Regions from separate parts of the Homo sapiens genome. Here region 2 is linked to region 1. A link is an interaction called in ENCODE POLR2A ChIA-PET data of the cell type or tissue named here. Cell type or tissue: B cell. All regions are shown on one strand. Links, peaks and the distances in the headings refer to the core of each region. The heading gives the core; the rest is flanking DNA.

Region 1 (4,378 bases), core at 254-4,253:
TCTCTTCCTCTCCTCCATGCCTGCTGGCTTCCCTGTTCTTCCCTGCCTCCCTCTTTCCCTCCCTTCCCGACCACCCCATTTTCCCCCTGCCGGTTCCCGGGGGGAGCCCAGGTGAGGACCTGGAAAGGAATGACGGCTCTCAGGAGCGACCCTACTTCATGTCGCCCGAGCTGAGAGACATCCTGTTGAAGGGGAGTGCGGAGGAGGGGAAGCGGGCAGAAGCCGAGGAGTAGAGAGTGAGGGAGACTGGCGTGGGGGCCAGGTTTCCTCCATGTAGACTGGGGGTGCATGAAGCGGGGGGGTTCCTGGCCTGCGAGTGTGGGGATCCTGTGTGTCCCTCGGAGCCCACTACAGTCTGCCCCTCTCTGGTCCCAGTGTGTCTGCTTTCTAACCCTCTGAGGCTTCTCTGTGACCCTCATCCACCTACCCTGTCCTTGAGGCCCCTGCCCGTGGGCTCCCCTCATGCCTCCTGCTCTGGGACCTCTCTCCACAGTGGAGGACCTGGAGAGGAATGACGGCTCGGCCGAGAGGCCTTACTTCATGTCTTCCACCCTCAAGAAACTCTTGAACAAGACCAACAAGAAGGCAGCGGAGTCCTGAAGGCCCCGTGCTCCCCACCTCTCAAGGAGTCTCATGCCGCAGGGTGCTCAGTAGCTGGGTCTGTTCCCCCAGCCCCTTGGGCTCACCTGAAGTCCTATCACTGCCGCTCTGCCCCTCCCCATGAGCCAGATCCCACCAGTTTCTGGACGTGGAGAGTCTGGGGCATCTCCTTCTTATGCCAAGGGGCGCTTGGAGTTTTCATGGCTGCCCCTCCAGACTGCGAGAAACAAGTAAAAACCCATTGGGGCCTCTTGATGTCTGGGATGGCACGTGGCCCGACCTCCACAAGCTCCCTCATGCTTCCTGTCCCCCGCTTACACGACAACGGGCCAGACCACAGGAAGGACGGTGTTTGTGTCTGAGGGAGCTGCTGGCCACAGTGAACACCCACGTTTATTCCTGCCTGCTCCGGCCAGGACTGAACCCCTTCTCCACACCTGAACAGTTGGCTCAAGGGCCACCAGAAGCATTTCTTTATTATTATTATTTTTTAACCTGGACATGCATTAAAGGGTCTATTAGCTTTCTTTCCGTCTGTCTCAACAGCTGAGATGGGGCCGCCAAGGAGTGCCTTCCTTTTGCTCCCTCCTAGCTGGGAGTGACGGGTGGGAGTGTGTGTGCCCAGGTGGGGGTGTCTCCTGGCTGGGAAGGAGGGAAAGGGAGGGAGAGTTTTGCGGGGGTTGGCAGTGGAGAGCAGGCTGGAGAGGAGATGGCTAATAGCTGTTTAATGGAAACCTGCTGGGCTGGAGGGAGTTAGGCTGAATTTCCCGACTTCCTCTGCCAGTTATTGACACAGCTCTCTTTGTAAGAGAGGAAAGAAACTAAACCCACCCAAGGGATGATGTCAGGGGGAGAGGTGGAGGGCAGATGTCCTGGGCAAACCGGGCCCCTCTGCCCACACACCTCACTTGATCCTTTTGCCAAACTTGTCAAACTCAGGGGAACTGGCTTCCCAGTTGCCCCTTTGCCATATTCCAAGTCCCCCTCAGACTTCATGTCTCTGCTCATCAGCACTGTCCCAGGATCCTGGAGAGGGAGAACTCCTGGCCCCAGGGGAAAGAGGGGGGGGTCTCCCGTTTCCTGTGCCTGCACCAGCCCTGCCCCCATTGCGTCTGCACACCCCTGCGTGTAACTGCATTCCAACCACTAATAAAGTGCCTATTGTACAGGTCCAGGCCTGGTGTGTTTGTTGGGGGCAGTGAGCCAGTGGCGGCTGGTAGGGGGAACCCCAGCTTCCAAGGCCCTAGGAGTCTCTGAACTAGGGCGATTCTCTCAAAGGGAACGAGGAGGGGGCAGGAAACCCACTGGCTGCTGGCTCTGCCTGAATTCCAACCTTCAGGCAGCTCAGATTTCCCGATTAGGCTCTAATCCCTGGACTCCAGAAGGCAGAGGCAGCCTGTCCACCTCCGCCATCACCCATCCTGGACACACGCCCCCAGGCCTCCCCTCTCTCAGGGCCCAGGCACCTGAGGTCCTGCAGTCACTATGCTCCCCAGCTACTTTGGATCTGCGAAGGGACTGACTGCCCTTGGGGTGGGCCCCACTGCCTGGAAGCTCGCTGCTGCCCCCTCGTGCCAGCTGCCAGTGTCAGTCACCTCCAGGCAATCCGCCCCAACATTTCAATTCTTTCCACCTCCTCTCAGGGAATTTTTCTTCAATATCCACTTTTTTTTTTTTTTTTTTTTTTCAGACAGTCTTGCCCTGTCACCCAGGGTGGAGGGCAGTGGTGCGATCTCGGCTCACTGCAACCTCCACCTCCCGGGTTCCAGCGATTCTTCTGCCTCAGCCTCCCGAGTAGTTGGGATTACAGGTGCCTGCCACCACGCCTGGCTAATTTTTTGTGTTTTTAGTAGAGACCAGGTTTCGCCATGTTGGGCAGGCTGGTCTCAAATTCCTCACTTCAGGTGATCCGCTGGCCTCGGCCTCCCAAAGTGCTGGGATTACAGGCGTGAGCCACCTGGCCCAGCCTTTTTTTTTTTTTTTTTTTTTTGAGACAGGATCTCACTCTGGCTGAAGCTAAAGTGCAGTGGTGCAATCATGGCTCACCACAGCCTCAGGTGATCCTCCCATCTTAGCCTCCCGAGTAGCTGGGACTACAGGTACACACCACCACACCTGACTAATTTTTGTATTTTTTGTAGAGATTGATTTTTACCATATTGCCCATGCTGGTTTTTTTTGTTTGTTTGTTTGTTTTTTGAGACAGAGTCTCCCTTTGTGGCCCAGGCCACAGTGCATAGTGCCACAGTGCAGTGGCACAGTCTCAGCTCACTAAACCTCCTGGATTCAAGTGATTCTCGTGCCTCAGCCTCCTGAGTAGCTGGGATTACAGGCGCGTACCACCACATCCAGCTAATTTTTGTAGTTTTAGTAGAGACGGGGTTTCACCATGTTGGCTAGCCTGGTCTCAAACTCCTGACCTCATGTGATCCACCTGCCTCGGCCTCCCAAAGTGCTGGGATTACAGGCATGAGCCACCAAGCCTGGCCAGCATTTTTGTTTGTTTGTTTCCAAGAAGGCATTTGAACCCAGGTCTTGGCTCCAGAGTCCTCAAGTTCTACCCTATGCTGGCACTGACCCCTTCCTCGATGCCTTTGTTTCCCTGGATCCTTTGAATCTGGCATTTTATTCAGCCCCAGCTCCTGTTACCATGCCCACCTAAAAAATAGCTCCTGGCGGCCGGGTGCGGTGGCTCATGCCTGTAATCCCAGCACTTTGGGAGGCTGAGGCGGGTGAATCATGAGGTCAGGAGTTTGAGACCAGCCTGGCCAACATGGTGAAAACCTGCTGCTACTAAAAATACAAAAATTAGCCAGGCATGGTGGCACATGCCTGTAATCCCAGCTACTCGGGAGGCTGAGGCAGGAGAATCGCTTGAACCCAGGAGGCAGAGGTTGTGGTGAACCAAGATGACACCATTGCACTCCAGCCTGGGCAACAGAGCAAAACTCTGTCTCAGAAAAAAAAAGAAAGAAAGAAAAAGATTTGTGGTACGATACATATAGCATAAAATTTGCCATCTCCATCTCTTTCTTATTTATTAAGCCACTGGGTCTCACTATGTTACCTGGGCTGGCCTTGAGCTCCCGGACTGAAGGGATCATCCCGCCTCAGCCTCCCAAGTAGCTGGGATGACAGGCACTCGCCACTGTGCCTGGTTTATGTTTAATTTTTTGAGGAACCACCATAGTGTTTTCTGGCTTCATGCTTTGGCTCCACTTCTGGGTTGGCTTCACTCTCTGCCAAGTTCCTTTATCTGGGTATATTCCCTGCCTCCAACCACACTGTGCTGTGATAGTTAATTTTAGGTGTGAACTTGGCTGGATTAGAAAATACTCAGATTTGAGCTGTGATGTGGTAAAAATAAGACAAAGAAAAAAAAAAAAACAGTGGCTGGGCTCCGTGGCTCACGCCTGCAATCAGCACTTTGGGAGGCCGAGGTGGGCAGATCGCTTGAGCTTGAATTCGAGACCAGCCTGGGCAACATGTGGAAAGCTTGTCTCAACAAAAACTATGAAAATTAGCAGGGTGTGGTGGTCATGCACATGTTGTCCCAGCTACTCAGTAGGATGAAGTGAGAAGGTCACTTTAGCTCAGGGGGTGGAGGGTGCAGTGAGCTGAGATCACACTACTGTGCTCCAGCCTGAGCGACAGAGCAACACGTCTGATAAAGCATTATTTCTGGGTGAGCGCCATCCAACTTGCTGGGGCTCCGACAGAACAGAAAAAGGAGAGAAAGCATTTTCCTCCTCAGAACTGGGACACTCTTCTCCTCCTG
Region 2 (4,378 bases), core at 310-4,309, 130 kb before region 1:
GGAGTTCGACACCAGCTTGGGCAACATACTAAGACTTCATCTCTACAAAAAAATTTAAAAATTAGCCAGGTGTGGTGTTATGCCCCTATAGTCCCAGCTACTCAAGAGACTGAGGCGGGAGGATCACTTGAGCCTGGGAGGCCGAGGCTGCAGTGAGCCATGATCGCACCCCTGCTCTCCAGCCTGGGTGACAAGAGAGAAACTCCGTCTCAAAAAAAAAAAAAAAAAAAAAAGTTGATCCTATTCACTCATTTTACTAAGGCAGAGCCTGAGGACAGGAGAGAGAATCCACAAGAGGCAAACAGACTCTTACAGAGGGGCACACATGTCATTAAACTGTAATAACACTCCTCACCTGCCTCTGTGACCTTATTAATCCCCACTTCCTTTAGTCCTAATTTACAGATGAGAAAACTGAAGCTCAAAAGAAATGCTTCGTATCGAAGCAGGCGCAAAGGTTTCCATGCTCCCACACAAACATCCATGCACAAATAGTCCCCATGCAAGTCCAGATGAGAAAGCCAAGGCCTGGGGAGGGGAATGGATCTCTTTTGCACAAGGCAGGGATGCGGACATCCCAGAGAGCTTCAGTCACACACAGAGAATCAAGGCAGGCAAACATAGACAGGAAGTCGCTGGCTCACCCATGCTGGAGGTGGGGAGCCCAAATACAGGGAGACAGGGTTACACATGCTCTGAGGGGGAGGCCAACCCCATCCGCCCAGCTTGCCCGGCAGCAGGACTGAAGTATGGAAACTTGCAGTGGCCCGGCCAGGAGGGGGTGGCCAGGGGATTCCAGCCACCTTCACCCCGTATCCCAGGTCCTGCACCCAGCTGGGGAGCCCCCAGCTTCCCCCTCCCCAGAGGCCTCCAGGAAAAGTTCGGAGAACTCCCTGCAAGGAGTGGTGCGCCTTTTTAGACCGGGAAAGTGGCCGCCAGGGCGACCCCCTCCGGGTCAGGCCCAGCCCAGCGCCCCCAAAGGTCCAGTGCAGTCCACTCACTCTGCGCCCTGGTCGTGCGCCACCCGCAGTCGCGCTGCCTTGAACCGAGTGAGCGGACGCCGCTCCGGGGGCGGGGCTGGAGCTGGCAGGCGAGGGGGCGGGCCAGCGACGCAAAGGGCCGGCGGTCGCCAGCAGTTGCCCCCTCCCCTTGGGTCCCGGGCACTCAGCCCATGGCTGCCAGCCTGTGCCACTCGCCGCGGCACCGGAGCGCGCCCCGGCGGCGACTGGCACAGGCGAGCCCTCAGCTGCCCCCTCCGGGCCTGGGCTGTCCTCCCAGGGACGCTCCATCGCGGTGGGAGGACTCGGAGAGGCGGGAAAGGGAGGGTTCTGCAGCAGGGCGGTCGCAGCCTGAGCCTCTTCTCCCCAGCGGAGGGGTCTCCTCTGTCCTGGGTGTCCGGGCACTGCGCCCTCCCATTGCCCACCCACCTGTGAACTGAGCTTCCTGGGCTGCACCCCAAGGACGCCCCGTCGATGATTCGGAGGGGTCTTCAGTGGGTTGCTTAGCAGGAGTCTTCAGTGGGGGCCACCTTAGCCTGAGTCCTCTCCCACCAGCAGATAGGTTCCCGCTGCTCCCGGGCACAGGCCCCTCCCAATTTCCCGCTCCCGCCCCCGGCTCAGGGCGAGTGGGGGTGGGGCGGGCCCGGGCAGGATTGTGATGGGAACTTGCCGCTCCTCAGATAAGGAGGGTCTCTCCTGTCCCACCCCCTGGATTCCGTGTTCCCCCGACCGATTCTCTCCCACCCTTATCGCTGACGACAAAGTGATTTACTCATTAATGGTGTTTCTGGGCTGTGTCCTTAGCAGACAGTAAACCCCAGCAATGTAAGAATTTCTTTTTTTTTTTTTTTTTTGAGACAAGATCTTGCTCTGTGGCCCAGAGTGGAGTGCAGTGGCAACATCATAAGTCACTGCAGTCTCGACCTCCGCGGCTCAAGCCATCCTCCCATCTCAGCCGGCTGAACGTAGCTGCTGGGACTCCAGTCGCTTGCAACCATGCCCAGATAATGAATGAGTGTCTCCCTCACTTCCTCTGTATCTCTCTCAGGAGGATCTCAGAGTCTCTCGCCTGCGTGTCTCTTTGTCTCTGCGTGTCTCTTTGCCTCTGCGTGTCTCTTTGTTGCTGTCTGTGATGCTCTCCCACGCCTCTCCCAGGCCACTGCTCCTCCAACGACCAGTCCCGCTGGCCCCGAAACGCCCCCACCCCGACTTCCCAGGAACTTCCAGACGGTCCCAGCTCTTCCACCCTCAGATTCAGGAAGGGAGGCTGGGTCCCGCTGCTGCGACCTTCTCCAGGACCGTGCCCTTTGCCCCTGATGCTTCAGGCCCTGCTGGCCGCGGGTGGGGTGAGGGCGCCCCAGGAGAGATGAGCCAGAGGCTGAGAATAAGTGTGGATCCGGGATACCCTCGTGGGAGGAAACTCAGGGGGCACTCAGGCCGGGTCAGGCCCCCATGTAGCCCCTTGGGGATCCCAGCCCTCCTGCCCCCGCTGTTCCCTCGGTGGGCAGAACCTTTCCTGCCTGCTCTGCTCAAAGACACAGCCAATGGGACCCGCAGGGTGGGACGGTGTTAACCCTTCAGTGCCAGGTTCCCCAGTCCTGTGGACCAAGCCAACTCCAATGGTGCCCACTGGGATGACCCCTGAAGATCTCCCAGCATGGCTGTGGCTGGCACCCAGTAGGTGCTCAATAAATGACCTCCTTCTGTAAAGGGGAAGCCGCGCCCCAGGGTGGGGAGGTGGCTGCTTCACACCTCCCAGGCGCCAATCTCACTTCTCTCGAAAATGGGGCTCTTCCGGCTGCGGGTCCCGGGCTCAGCAACCTGCCTCTCCAGCTGCCTCCCTGAACTTCTTTCCCACGAATTGGGACCCTGGGGACTCAGGCTCCAGGATCTCGACAGATGTTGGGAGTCCCATCCCTAGCTGCCACTCCACACTCCTGGCCACAGTTCTTAAAACTCAGATCACATTTCTTTTCTGCTCCAAACCCTCCCGTGGCTCCCTGTGTTTCTCAGAGTAAGTGATCAAGTCCTCAGTGAGGACCCCGCAAGGACAAGGCCATATGCCGTCCTGATTTGTCTCTTTCTGTTACTTCTGTGCCTCTCTCTGCTCCACTCTGCTTCTGCCTCCCGGGCTCCTCCGAGTTCCACACACACTTCAAGACTTTTGAACTTGGGGGCCAGGTGGCCTGGAGCACCCTTCTCCCCACCCCTTCCCAGCTGGTCAGCTGGTCACCTCCTCAGAGAGACCTTCCCTGATCTGTCCCTCATCTCAAATGGCAGTTGGCATTATCTGAAATCACCTTGCTTTTGCTTTTTTTTTTTTTTTGTAATCTCCCTTTATTGCCCAGGCTGGAGTGCAGTGGTGCGATTTGGGCTCACTGCAAACTTCGCCTCTGCAACCTCCGCCTCCTGGCTTCAAGCAATTCTCCTGCCTCAGCCTCCAGAGTAGCTGGGATTACAGGAATGCACCACCCCGCCCAGCTAATTTTTGTATTTTTAGTAGAGGCGGGGTTTCACCATGTTGGCCAGGCTGGTCTCCAACTCCTGACTTCAGATGAATCGCCCGCCTCCCCCTCCCAAAGTGCTGGGATTACAGGCGTGAGCCACCGTGCCCGGCCACCTTGTTCATTTCATTTATTTATTCATCTTTCCTAATGTGTATCTCTGACCTAGAGCCTCAGCTCCAGGAAGGCAGGTCTGTCCCTCTGCCCAGATTCCTAAAGGTTAAGGGCTCACAGTTTTTTGATTTTTCTTTCTTTTGTGAGACAGCGCCTCACTCTGTCATCCAGGCTGGGGCACAGTGCCGTGATCACAGCTCCCTGCAGCCTCGACTTTCCAGGCTTCAAGCAATCCTCTGCCCAACCTCCAGAGTAGCTGGGACCGTAGGTGCCAGCCACTGCACCTGGCTACTTTTTAAAATTTTTTGTAGAGACAGGGTCTCGCCAGGTTACCTAAGCTGGCCTTGAACTCCTGGACTCAAGCAATTCTTCTGCCTCAGCCTCCCAAAGTGCTGGGATTACAGGAGTGAGACAGGACTCAAGGTCTTGAGGCAGGCAAGTGATACCCACTGTGAGCCTCAGTGGACTTATCTGTAAAATTGAGATAATAGCCAGGTGCAGTGGCTCATGCCTGTAATCCCAGCACTTTGAGAGGCCGAGGTGGGCAGATCACCTGAAGTCAGGAGTTCAAGACCAGACTGGCCAACATGGTGAAACCCCATCTCCACTAAAAATATAAAACTTAGCCGGGCGTGGTGGCGCGCACCTGTAGTCCCAGCTACTCCGGAGGCTGAGGCAGGAGAATCACCTGAACCTGGCAGGCGGAAGTTGTAGTGAGTCAAGATCGCGCCACTACACTCCAGCCTGAGCAATGCAGTGAGA

The links. ChIA-PET counts read pairs that join two places held together with the same protein. Peaks named below come from ENCODE experiments on the same cell type or tissue, not always from the same donor. Only the 100,000 strongest peaks of a DNase experiment are listed, where the experiment ranks them.
Region 2: POLR2A ChIA-PET joins it to region 1 with 14 read pairs; 11 of 35 experiments call an interaction of 5 or more read pairs at or near these places.

The regions. Positions count from the first base shown.
Region 1 is chr19:10,642,786-10,647,163 of GRCh38, forward strand. SLC44A2 (solute carrier family 44 member 2 (CTL2 blood group)) reads left to right here. Exons shown (of 22, transcript NM_020428.4): 22 at 494-1,772. The coding sequence ends at 600. Among named protein-coding and RNA genes, the nearest start is that of ILF3-DT, 8.9 kb to the right of the region's middle. In B cell, for the core only: CTCF peaks have their summits at 2,175 (motif pointing left) and 2,381; DNase peaks (open chromatin) are centred at 375, 876 and 2,146; H3K27ac peaks cover 1,861 bases.
Region 2 is chr19:10,516,397-10,520,774 of GRCh38, forward strand. It overlaps S1PR5 (sphingosine-1-phosphate receptor 5), which reads right to left and starts at 1,051. Exons shown (of 2, transcript NM_030760.5): 1 at 1,002-1,051. RefSeq lists an enhancer at 2,396-2,958. In B cell, for the core only: no CTCF peak of the experiment used is centred there; DNase peaks (open chromatin) are centred at 1,340, 1,925 and 2,675; H3K4me3 peaks cover 1,016 bases; H3K27me3 peaks cover 3,652 bases.